Regions from separate parts of the Homo sapiens genome. Here region 1 is linked to region 2. A link is a contact called in ENCODE Hi-C or POLR2A ChIA-PET data. All regions are on one chromosome and are shown on one strand. Each heading gives the region's core, a stretch centred on a gene start or an enhancer-like site at or near the end of the contact. The rest is flanking DNA. Distances are from core to core; before and after follow the strand shown.

Evidence for each region. A loop is a pair of places that touch in the nucleus more often than their neighbours do. ChIA-PET counts read pairs that join two places held with the same protein, here RNA polymerase II (POLR2A). Pooled maps may share reads with other maps.
Region 1: a map of naive thymus-derived CD4-positive, alpha-beta T cell shows a loop between it and region 2 (10-fold over the local background). The contact joins the promoter of MSRB2 here to the promoter of PTER in region 2. A Hi-C loop is called at or near these places in 1 of 168 maps with a recorded cell type or tissue (naive thymus-derived CD4-positive, alpha-beta T cell) and 9 of 50 pooled maps. POLR2A ChIA-PET finds 5 or more read pairs at or near these places in 2 of 52 experiments (HEK293 and activated T-cell).

Annotation. Positions count from the first base shown.
Region 1 is chr10:23,092,732-23,098,840 of GRCh38, reverse strand. MSRB2 (methionine sulfoxide reductase B2) reads right to left here and starts at 3,262. Exons shown (of 5, transcript NM_012228.4): 1 at 3,115-3,262. The coding sequence starts at 3,232. It overlaps LOC107984215 (a long non-coding RNA gene), which reads left to right and starts at 3,562. Exons shown (of 3, transcript XR_001747394.2): 1 at 3,562-4,021. RefSeq lists a silencer at 2,985-3,454.
Region 2 is chr10:16,433,483-16,439,278 of GRCh38, reverse strand. PTER (phosphotriesterase related) reads right to left here and starts at 2,269. Exons shown (of 5, transcript NM_001261836.2): 1 at 2,232-2,269. RefSeq lists enhancers at 1,675-1,724, 1,745-1,924 and a silencer at 2,345-2,394.

The sequences.
Region 1 (6,109 bases), core at 2,013-4,512, 6.7 Mb before region 2:
ATGGGATCCCTAGCAAATGAACACACTGGGGCTTTAGAAAACAACCAAAGTTTAAATAAAAATTACAGTATGAGTAAATTCTGAGCAGTTTTATCAAACAGCAATTTAGGCACGTGTAAATTAGATACACGACAAGGTCTCTCACTTGGGAATGAGTCAAGTCTTCTGGCTACCGTGGCTAGAGAGAGGTTTCAACACTGGCTGTGTCCTTTTCTGTGTGTGTGCAGGTATTTTCTGTCCTCTGCACCACGTGCTCATCCTTTGGGGGCTACACATTTTCCAGATTCCCTCTACATTCTCTTGCTATCTTCACTATGAAAACATTTATCGGTTGCTGCTATTGCATGAGATAACTACACAGCTTTACTTTGAATTATGCCTTAATAAACTCAAATTCCTTGGAGTTCCCTTCTCTCTGTGTGCTGTGATTTGCACAGGCCATATATTTTGTTGGTCAGAAGTTCTACGGGGTGGGCCTCGATTTTTTCATCCCTAAGGAAATCCACTCTTGGTCCTATGGTCACCTACTGGGTGCCTCCTTCGGGTTTTGCTAACCTTCCTGGCCACAGTTGCTATACTGCCAATTGTCACACATAAGCCCACTCCATTTTGATAAATAATGTGTTGAATCTAATGGAACTCTTTAGAAACTGGTATTAAAAGAATCCCCAGCCCATTCTGATCTGCAGAACTAGTCTCTCCCACCAGTGCCTGGACTATTTTAACCCTATGCCCAGGACAGTTTCCTAGCATAGTCATCTCTAGAAAGAATATTTTCCTGAAGCAACAGATTTTTTGCTCCAGAATATTTCTTACTTTCCTTTTTCAGTTTGCTCTTTGTCAATCTGGATTAAAAAAAATCACTCTAAGCATATGAGAAATTGCAGCACTGGAAAAAAATACTGTCATTTCAATATCTTCTCATTTCCCCCCTCCCAATGTCTCCCTCTCTCTCAACACTCCCGAAGCCCATGATGTAAGTTAAATGTAGCTACATTTTTGTCCTTTCCACTTATTTATGTAATCATAACTAACATTTATTGTGTGCCTAAGTGTCAAGCATTGTAACAAAATATTTAATTAAAAAGTTATTCTTTACAACAACCCTACCATTATCATTATCCTTATTTGACAGAAGGAAAAAAAATCTGAAGTTTAAACTTTCCAAATTCAAGAAACATGTCCAAAGACATTGTTACAAACTGAATATTATATGTTCTCCCTGCTCCTCTCCCCACTCCCATATGCTAAAGCCCTAACTCCCAATGAGATGGAATGTGGAGGTGGGGCTTGGGAGGTTATTAGTTTTAGATTAGATCATAAAGGTGAGGCTCTCTTGAGGGATTAGTGGTCCTTCCTGAGACAGTCACCTGAAGGCAGAGTGAGAAGGCAGTCAACTGCAAGCCAGGAAGCAGGTCTGCATCAGGAACCAAATCTGTTCCCACCTTGATCTTGGACTTCCCAGCCTCCAGAACTGTGAGAAAATGTTGTTGAAGCCACCCAGTCCACGGTGTTTTGCAATAGCAGCCTGAGCTCAGACACAGAGCCAGGAAGTAACCGAGAGCCAAGACTCAAAATCTGCATCTATTCATACCCAAGCCCTTCACCACAGAAATACTCCGTTTATCATTTTTAATGGCTGCCTAACAGTTTGTTGGATTGAATTTTCATGATTTACGTAAGTATTTCTTAACTGATTTGGGTTACAGCCAGTTTCCATTTTGTAAGAGACTAGTGCTTAAAGCATCTTTGCATATATCTCTTTGTTCTTCTTTTGAACTATTTCCTTCGAATAGATTCCCAGGAGGGGTGTCTGATAAGGTACACAGCTCCTGTTACCTACTGGTGGCTGGCCAAATTTTATTGTTGCTGGAGAACTTCAGATCCCAGGGCAATTCATTAGGCTGCTTCTGACAGCAGCAATTACAGCCATGAAGTAGTTACCGCTAAAACCACCATCCTTTTTCAAGGGGTTATAGAGAGCTCGTCGGTAACTGTGACCTGTTTCTATCACCTGTGGTTCTCAGCAATACAATGCTTGGCACACAGTAGGCTCACAGCAAATGTCATCAGACTGACTAGAGACACCAGTGATTAGAAAGGCCATAGCTGGAAGTCAAGTTGGATGAGCTAACATTCCACAACGCCAACGCTTTTATTTAGTTACGTATTCTTTCAATATTGCATTTCGAAAACTTCAGGGGCTAAAAAGAGCTCAGAATGAGTTGGTACATTTTCATCAGTTGGGTATCTCTGAATGTCTTCAATGAACACATATAAAATTGGATTCAGAGTGGGTCAGTCTGGCAACCGCCCAGGAAGCCAATCCCCTGGGGCACTAAGTTACCCTGAAATAGAACTGAAATACAGGGGTAGCTGGCACAGGTCTCCCGAGGTGACTCCTTCCTGCTTGGTGAAATGTGCAGGTACCCAGATCCAAGAGAGGATCCAAAAGTATTTAGCAGAAACACACACACACACACACACAGAGAGAGAGAGAGACACACACACACAGGCTCGCCCTGGTCTCTGTCTCAGTCATTAACAATGGCTGTCACCTTAAAGAAGGAACAAATGATCAACCCAGTCTCCCTGGCTCTTAGACACATTTATGGGAAGTCAGCAGGGCAGGAAACACTCACAGGAACCCCAAGTCTGAACTGCCTGCTTCTCAGATGCTGGAAGGAAGCCCGCGGAACTACGAAGAGGGCTGCAATGCAAAATACTAGGGGCCTTCGCAGGGGCGCGCGGGCCGGGCTGCTACAGCCCAGGCCCCGGGCCTTCGCCTGGAGTCCCCGATAGGGGTCAGAGGCCCCCGAGCCCCACTTATGCCCCCACTCCCCGAGCCAAGAAAAAAAAAATTATGCGCACATTTAGGGGGATCATTTGTTCATTTCCTCGGATTCTCACAGGGGTCAGTCCCCACCCTGCCGCCACCAAGTTTACAATCCACTGTCCCAGATCCTCGGGCTGGGGGGGGGGAGGGGCGCGCCGAGGAGGGCTTAGTAGGAGGGCAGCGCCCGGCCTGGACCGGCCCTAGGCTCCCGGGTGCAGCCGGTGAAATGAAGCCGAAAGCCGTAGGCGGCGGCGGGGCCTGCGGGACCCGCGTCCTACCTGCCTCCCCCAGTCCCGGCCCGGTGCCGGGCCCGCCGCCGCCCGCTTGGCCCCGCACCGCCCGCCGAGGCGCAGTTCCGAGGGTCAGGCCCCGGAGCAACCAGAGGAGCCGCGCCATGACGCCCGCTCCGGCGCCGCTCCGCCCTCTGCCCTCTGCCCGTCTCTGCCCCTGCTCCCATCCCACCCCTCCCCCATTCTCTCCCGTCCGCCTGCGCTAGTCGGCCTCCCTCCCCACGCTCCGCCCACACCGCCAGTCCCCTCGTCTCCCTCCCCCTCTTCTCCCTCCCCTGCCCCTCCCTCCTTCCCTCCTTCCCACCTGCTCCTCCCACTATGTGCCCTGGGCCCTCCCAGGTCCCCGCCCCTCTTTCCTCCCACTCTGCCTCTCTCTCCCCCTCCCTCTTCCTCTCCTTTTCCCCTTGCCTTTCCTCCCCCTTCCTCTCCCCCTTCCTCTCTCCCTTCCCTTCCATGAGACCCTCCCCAACCCATCTCTGCATCTCCCAGCTCCTCCCACTCCTGCTCCTCCCTCGCCCTGCCCCCCTCCACCTATCCCAACTCCACTCATCCGCAGCCCAAACACTGATCTGTTTTAGTTTGCATTTTCTAGAGTCGTCCATAAATGGAATCATCCCATATGTACTTGATTTTGTCTGGCTTCTTTCACTCAACATAGTTACTTTGACATGCCTGCGTGTTTTTGCATGGAACAATCATTCATTGCTTCCTGAGCAGTATTCCATTTATGGATATACCACCGTGTGTTTAGTCAGCACTTGATTTAGCCTGCTTTCAATTTTTCCTGATTAGAACTACAGCTGCTAGGAACATCCCTGTGCAAATCTTTGTACAGACATATACGGTTTTTCCTCTCTGGGGTAAATACCTGGAAGTGGAATGCCCAGGTCGTAAGGTAGGTGTAACCATTTAAGAAACTACTATACTGTTTTCCCAAGTGGTTTTTTTCTTTACCTTCCCACTAGCAGTCTATGCGAGTTCCAGTTGTTCTTCATCCTTGCCAACACTTGAAAGTCCAGAGATTTTAACTGTAGATGTTCCGGTTCTGTGTAGTGGTAGCTCATTGTGGCTTTATTATGCATTCTCTAATCGTTAATGATGTTAAGCATCTTTTCATGTGCGTATTTGCAGCGAGTGTATTTTCCTTGGTGAAGTGTCCGTTCAGATCTTTTGCCCATTTAATGTTGAGTTGTTTCATTATTGAGCTTAGAACACTTTATATATTTTGGATGCAAATCTTTTATCAAACATATGCTTTACAAAGATTTTTTTTCCCAGTCTCTTGTTTGTCTTTTCTGTCTCCTAATATTGTCTTGGGAAGAGCAGTTTTTAATTTTGATGAAGCCCAATTTATCAATTTGTTAATGGATTGTTCTTTTTTTGGTATCATATTTAAGAAATCTTTGCCTAATCCAAGATCACAAAGATTCTCTCCTATGTTTTGTTCTAAAATTTTTATAGTTCTAGGTTTTACATTTAGGTCTCTGACCGATTTAGAATTTTTATATATGGCCAAAATTTTTGTTTTGTTTTGTTTATCTGTTTTGTTTTTTGCATATCTATATCCAGTTGTTCCAGCACCATTTTTATTGATTGATTGATTGATTGATTGAGACAGAGTCTCTGTCGGCCAGGCTGGAGTGCAGTGGCACGATCTTGGCTCACTGCAACTTCCATCTTCCAGGCTCAAGCAATTCTTCTGCCTCAGCCTCCTGAGTAGCTGGGATTACAGGCGTGTGCCACCACGTCTGGCTAATTTTTGTATTTTTAGTAGAGACGGGGTTTCACCATGTTGGCCAGTCTGGTCTTGAACTCCTGATCTCAGGTAATCTGCCTGCCTCGGCCTCCCAAAGTGCTGGGATTACAGGCGTGAGCCACCAGGCCTGGCTCCTAGCACCAATTTTTAAAAGACTACTCTTTCTCCACTGAACTGTTTTTGAATCTGTCAAAAATCAGTTTCCTATCAATGTGTTGTGTCTATTTCTGGACTTCCTATTTTGTCCCATTAATTAATTTGTCTATTTTTACATCAATATTACAATATCCTGATGACTGGACTTGCAACCAGCTAGCATTGGTACTGTACCTCTGTTCTTTTTTAAGGTTGTTTGGGCTATTTTAGGTCTTTTGTATTTCAACATAAATTTTAGATTCAGTCTGTCAATTTCTACACATGATCTTACTTAAGTTTTGATTGGGATTGCATTGATTCTATCCATAAGTTTGGGGGAAATTAATATCATAACAATATTGAATCTTTTGACCCATGAATAAAGATATGCCTATCTATTTATTTAGGTCTTCCTTAACACCTACTAGTAGTGTTTTGTAGTTTTCACTGTATAGGTTTTGCACATCTTTTGATAGATTCATCCTAAAGCATTTCATATTTTTGATGCTGTGGTATTGTTTTATCAATTTCAATTTCTGATTGCTAGTATGTAGATTTTGTATATTGATCTTGTATTCTGTAATCTTTCTAAACTCATTTCTTAGTTCTAGTAACATTTTATGGATTTTATCAGATTTTCTACATAGAAAAATCATGTCATCTGTGTAGAAAGAGTTTTACTCTTTCTTTTTAATACAGATGTCTTTGATTTCTTTTTCTTGCCTTATTGCACTGGTTAGAGCCTGCGCAGTGTTGAATAGAAATGTTGAGAGTGAACATCCTTGTCTTGTTCCTGATCTTAGAGGAAAAGTATTCAGCCTTTTACCATTAAGTATGATATTAGCTATAAGTTTTTCATAAATTTTCTATCAGATTAAGGAAATTTCTATTTGTAGTCTACTGAGAGTTTTTATCAGGAAGGGATGTTGGATTTTTGTCAAATGCTTTTCTGCAGCTACTGATATAATCATACCTTTTTCCTATTTTCTTTTTGTAGTTTGTTACTTGATTTTCAAACGTTAAACCAACTTAGTATTTCTTCAATAAAGCCTGCTTTGTCAGTTTTATTATTTGTTTCATGTATTGTTGGAT
Region 2 (5,796 bases), core at 1,020-3,519:
GTGAAACTGATCTTTCCCTAAGTCCCTCCAGAAAAGCCACTGTCCTGATTTTCCTCCTGTCTCACTAGCCACCTTCTGGCTGGATACTCCGCTACTGACCTCCAAAATACACATTTATTGATCTTTGATTGAATAAACAGACCCTTCCTGACTACCTTGTAATTTCAGCAGCAAATATGACCCAAAACTGGAAGACCCTCTCAATCTATTCTGGTTTGAGGGCTGCCCAATTAAAAAGGAAAAAAACTGGCCCAAAATATCATTAAATGGTAAAATCAGGATCTTATCCTCATAAATCCATAGATTATTACATCCACTAGCGACCTAGAGACCACTTACCTTTTTTTTTTTTTTTTTTGAGACAGAGTCTTGCTCTGACACCCAGGCTGGAGTGCAGTGGTGTGATCTCAGCTCACAGCCGCCTCTGCCTCCCAGGTTCAAGCAATTCTCGTGCCTCAGCCTCTCCAGTAGCTGGGATTACAGGCATGCCCACCACCATGCCCAGCTAATTTTTTGAAGAAAAGAGGTTTCACATGTTGGCCAGGCTGGTCTCGAACTCCTGGCCTCAAGTGATCCACCTGCCTCAGCCTCCCAAAGTGCCGGGATTACAGGTGTGAGCCACCGCGCCTGGCCTGAGACCACTCACCTTAATGTGTCTAGAAAACAGGCAGGCCAGGCGCAGTGGCTCACGCCTGTAATCCTAGCACTTTGGGAGGCCGAGGCAGCCAGATCATTTGAGCCCAGGAGTTTGACACCAACCTGGACAAAATGGCAAAACCCCGTCTCTACCAAAAATACAAAAAAAAAAACAAAAAACAGAAAATAAAAACTAGCCGGGCGTGGTGGTGTGCACCTGTGGGAGACTGAGCTGGGAGGATCACTTGAACGGGGGAAGTGAAGGTTGCAGTGAGCTGTGATAGCACCACTGCACTCCAGCTTTGGTGAAATAATGAGACCTAGTCTTAAAAAGCAAGAGGCCGGGCGCGGTGGCTTACGCCTGTAATCCCAGCACTTTAGGAGGCCGAGGTGGGTGAATCACAAGGTCAGGAGTTCGAGATCAGCCTGGCCAGTATGGTGAAACCCCGTCTCTACTAAAAATACAAAAATTAGCTGTGTGTGGTGGAGCGCGCCTGTAGTCCCAGCCACTCAGAAGGCTGAGGCAAGAGAATCGCTTGATCCCGGGAGGCGGAGGTTGCAGTGAGCCGAGATCGCACCACTGCACTCCAGCCTGGGCAAGGGCGAGACTCTGTCTTTAAAAAAAGCAAAAGAAAACCAACTTGTAGAAAGTCACTGAGCTGGAACCAGAACTAGAATAGGGCTCTACTCTTTCTGGGTCCAAAGTTCTTTAAATCAGCAACCCCTCTTACTGCCTATGTAAGGGTATACCTTTAGTTCCTGTTGACTTGGGATGTACAAAGAATGAGGTAGTCTAAGAGAGTAACAGCACACTGGCTGTGGAGTCAGAAAGACTCCACCTCTAAACTTTGTTTCCATCTCTAAACTTTCCAGCAGTGTGGCCTAATTTTTCTGTACCTTAGCTTTGTCGTTATCACTAGAATCCTTCACAGGGCTGCAGAGTGGATTAAGCAAGAGTGCACAGGACTCAGACATATGACCGCTGGTAATTGGCTTTTATAAACTGTCAAAAAATATAGACCTGTAATGCCAGCACTTTGGGAGGCCGAGGCAGCAGACTGATTGAGCCCAGGAGTTCGAAACCAGCCTGGGCAACATGGCGAGACACTCTCTACAAAAAATACAAAAATAACCGGACATGGTGGCACGTGCCTGTAGTCGCAGCTACTCAGGAAGCTCAGGAGGCTGAGGCAGGAAGTTCGCTTGAGCTCAGGAGGTCGAGGCTGCAGTGAGCTGTGATCGCGCCAAATGCACTCTAGCCTGGGAAGCAGAGCCAGACCCTGAATCTAAAAAAAAAAAAAAAAAAAAGCTTATTAAAGGAGGCTTAGCACAGCTACCCGATGACGCCCCCGGGCATTGCTGTCGAGCCACAGGGAGCTGGCGCCACACGGGACTGGCGCTCTTTGCAACGTCCCTCAAGCACTTAAGGAGAGGCGGCAGGGCCCAAGCGCAGCGGCTAGAAAATCCTTCCTTCCGGCAGGACCCTCGCGTGGAGCTCTGCAGCGAACCCTGGCCGCGCGGCCTCCGCCGTCGGGCCCCACTCTTCCTACTGGGCCCACAGTTCCGGCTCCTGCTCTGACTCCAAGAAGCCTTACCTCGGGTACAACGCGCTGCCTTCTCCCTGGGAACTTCCGGCAGGCCAACTTCCCTGGCCTTTTTAGTCTCCCCTGTGCCCTCCCACTTCGCCCTCTGGTTCTCTCCCCGCCCCTGGCCCGAGGTCACGCCCTCACCGAGTCCTAGGACACGCCCCGTGGGTCCTTGCCAAGCCCTACCTCTTCGTAGGACACGCCCTTCAAACCCTTGCCACGCCCCACCCTGGTCCGGGGCCGTTCCCCGCGTTTTTGCCTGGCCACACCCTCCTGCAGGCGCTGTCTGACTGTCGGTAGTTTGGCTGAATGAAAAAAATTCGGGGCTAGATCCCCAAACGGAAAGAAACTGTTGCATTTTCCCCAGATCCCAGTTCTCCATAGAACAGTCTGGAACAAGGGAGCATTCCGTAGCTCTTTTGGTTTTCCCCAAGAATAAATCGGAGGTGGTGCTCTGGCAATTTGATGTCACAGTGGGTTCTGGATCCTCATGCTGCATACGGAGAACTTTGGTTTTTGTGTTCCCACTTGTCACTGTTTCCTGCCCCGGTGCCGCGTTTCCTTCTCTTTAGAATTAGAGTGCCGTGCTAGAGCACTTGAACTGGCCCTGGTACTTGCTGTGACTGAAATAAACTTAGTATGTGTGAGTCTGTTGGCAAAACATGATGCTTGGAGCAGCTGCCACAGTAAAGAGTCATACCTTTAGGTATTGTAGGGGGCCAAGGGCAAACCTCTCCTTCGTCCTCTGAAAGTTTGCTGAAAATCAACTGACAAAAGACAGTTTCACAGTAGAAAAGGCATACAAATATACTAGATCGTAACTTTATGTGATCCGGGAGCCTTCAGAATGAAAACCCAAAGATGCAGGGGAAACGGTCCATTTTTTCGCTTAGGTTCAATAAAGTATGGACCGCCATGTATTCAGCTGGTGCAAAAGTAATTGCGGTTTTTAATGGCAAAAACCGCAATTACTTCTGCACCAACCTAAGAGATACTACGATGGCATAAAAAGGGTCTGAGCTAATGCCAATAGACTAAGTGAGCAAGCCCTGTCTGTTTAGATTCTTTTTGGCTTTTCTGTGCAGTGTTCCTTCCTTCTGGGTATAGAGCAGGATCCTTTCTGGAATGGGGGTCTTATGACCTACAGTCAAACAAAGCAGGGCAGAGAATTTCTTTACCGCCAGTTTTGACACAGAAAGGCAGGGGACACGCAGAGTCAAACTTTTAGGTTTTATGCTTGGCTTTGGGGATGAGGGGTTCTGGCTTCTGTGAATCACCTTGGGGAAGAGGGATTCCAGTTTCTAGAATGAGGGGCCAGAGGCAGGAGGACATGAGGTTAGAGAGAGCTGCTTCTAAGGCCTTCATTTTGGGGTATCATTTTCTGAACCCCAACCATATTACACTGTCATCAATTATTATTATTATTATTTTGAAATGGCTCTGTTGCCCAGGATGGATTTCAGTGGTGCAGTCATAGCTCACTGCAGCCTTGAACTCCTGGGCTCAAGGGATCCTCCTGCCTCAGCCTCCTGAGCAGCTGGGACTACAGGTGTGCACCACCACACTCAGCTAATATTTGTAATTTTTGTAGAGATGGAGGTCTCGCTATGATGCCCAGCCTGGTCTCAAACTCCTAAGCTCAAAGGATCCTCCCACCTCAGCCTCCCAAAGTGTTAGGACTACATGCATAAGCCACAGCACAAGGCCTAGTCAATTAATTTTATCCTGAATTCTGAGAAAAAAGAGAATAGGTATGCAGATGGGCAGAAGCTACAGATGTCATTTCAAAGGAAAGTAGAGTTTTAATAATAATATTAATAGATGATGTTTATCGGGGCCAACTCTACCAGGTTTTGTAATGGGTGTATGTTATTTTGTTTAAGATTTTGAGCAACCTGCATGTGGCAGGAGCTATTTCCCTCCAATTACAGACAAGAAAACAAACTTAGGCAAGCACCTTGTTCAAGGATAGGACTAGGGACCCAGATTAGTTGATATCAGTCACTACACTTGCCTTCTTAGTAAAGAATGGGGAATTTTTTTGGTTTGTTTGTTTGTTTGTTTTTGAGACAGAGTCTTGCTCTGTTGCCCAGGCTGGAGTGCAGTGGTGCAATCTCACCTCACTGCAGCCTCCACCTCCTGGTTTCAAGGGATTCTCCTGCCTCAGCCTCCTGAGTAGCTGGGATTACAGGCACGCCCCACCATGCTCAGCTAATTTTGTGTAATTTTAGTAGACATGAGGTTTTGCCATGCTGGCCAGGTTGGTCTCGAACTCCTGACCTCAACTGATCCACCTGCCTTGACCTCCCAAAGTGCTGGGATTACAGGCGTGAGCCACCGCACCAGGAGAGAATGGGGTGCTTTGATAGGAGATTAATAGAAATAAATTAATTCATTTAAATCAGAAAAAAAGGAGGAGAAAAGGATATACAGGTCTCGTTCTCTGTTTTTTGTTTTTTAAGGGTAAAAGTACAAGAAGTCATTTAGAAAAGGGGTTGGTTGGTAAGGGACAGTCAGGGAGAAGATACTGAGGAAAAAATTGGTTCTTAAGGAGGGTGGCTGGGTAAATCCTAGAAACAGAAAAGGGATAAAAATAGGGCCCAAGAGTAGGAAAGACAAGAATAACTGTAGGGGTTAAGAACTGCAGAGGCATGAGTGCTGGGACAGTTGGATATTAGTAGCAATGACGGGCTCACACTGAGATTCTGTAATGAGGAGATGGATCCAGGGAGGCTTCTGGAGTGATTTCAGTGCTGGCTCCCACTTTGTGTGTGCTACAAGCATGGAGCCATATAAATGTGTACCCGACAGTGGGTGGTAAGGAGAGGCTCGAAAGTCCATTATTTATAATGTTACGTATTTTAGTAGTCTATGCTGCTAGATGTTAAATGATACATGAGGTCCTTGTTAAAAAATGACTTCAGGCCAGGCGCAGTGGCTCACGCCTGTAGTCCCACCACTTTGGGAGGCCAAGGTGGGCAGATCACTTGAGGCCAGGAATTGGAGACCAGCCTGGCCAACATGGTAAAACCCCATCTCTACTAAAAATACAAAAATTAGCCGGGTGTGGTGGTGCATGCCCGTAGTCCCAGCCACTCAGGAGGCTGAGGCATGAGAATTGCTTGAACCTGGGAGGTGGAGATTGCAGTGAGCTGAGATCATGCCAGTGCACTTCAACCTAGTGACAGAGAGAGACCCTGTCTCAAAAAAAAAAAAAATTGAAAAGTAAACTTTAGTTTTTCTTTATGGAAGTTACTAAATTCTCCACTGCCCACAGTAAATCCACTGAGCAAGATTTGTGATGGATTTCAAATGCACGCTCTTATTTCTGTGGCTTTACTCCTTAAAAAGATACTAGTAAAGAGATTTTATTTCTTTTTTGAAAGAAGCAGCTACAAAGAAATTTCAAATTAATATGCAGGAGATTTATTTCAGGAACTTTCTCAAACTATTGCCTACAGGTGTGTTCAAAGAAAGGCAGAGGCCAGGTGTTGTGGCTCACGTCTGTAATCCCAACAATTTGGGAGGCCAGGGTAGCAGATCCCTTGAGGCCAGGAGTTTGAGACCAGCCTGG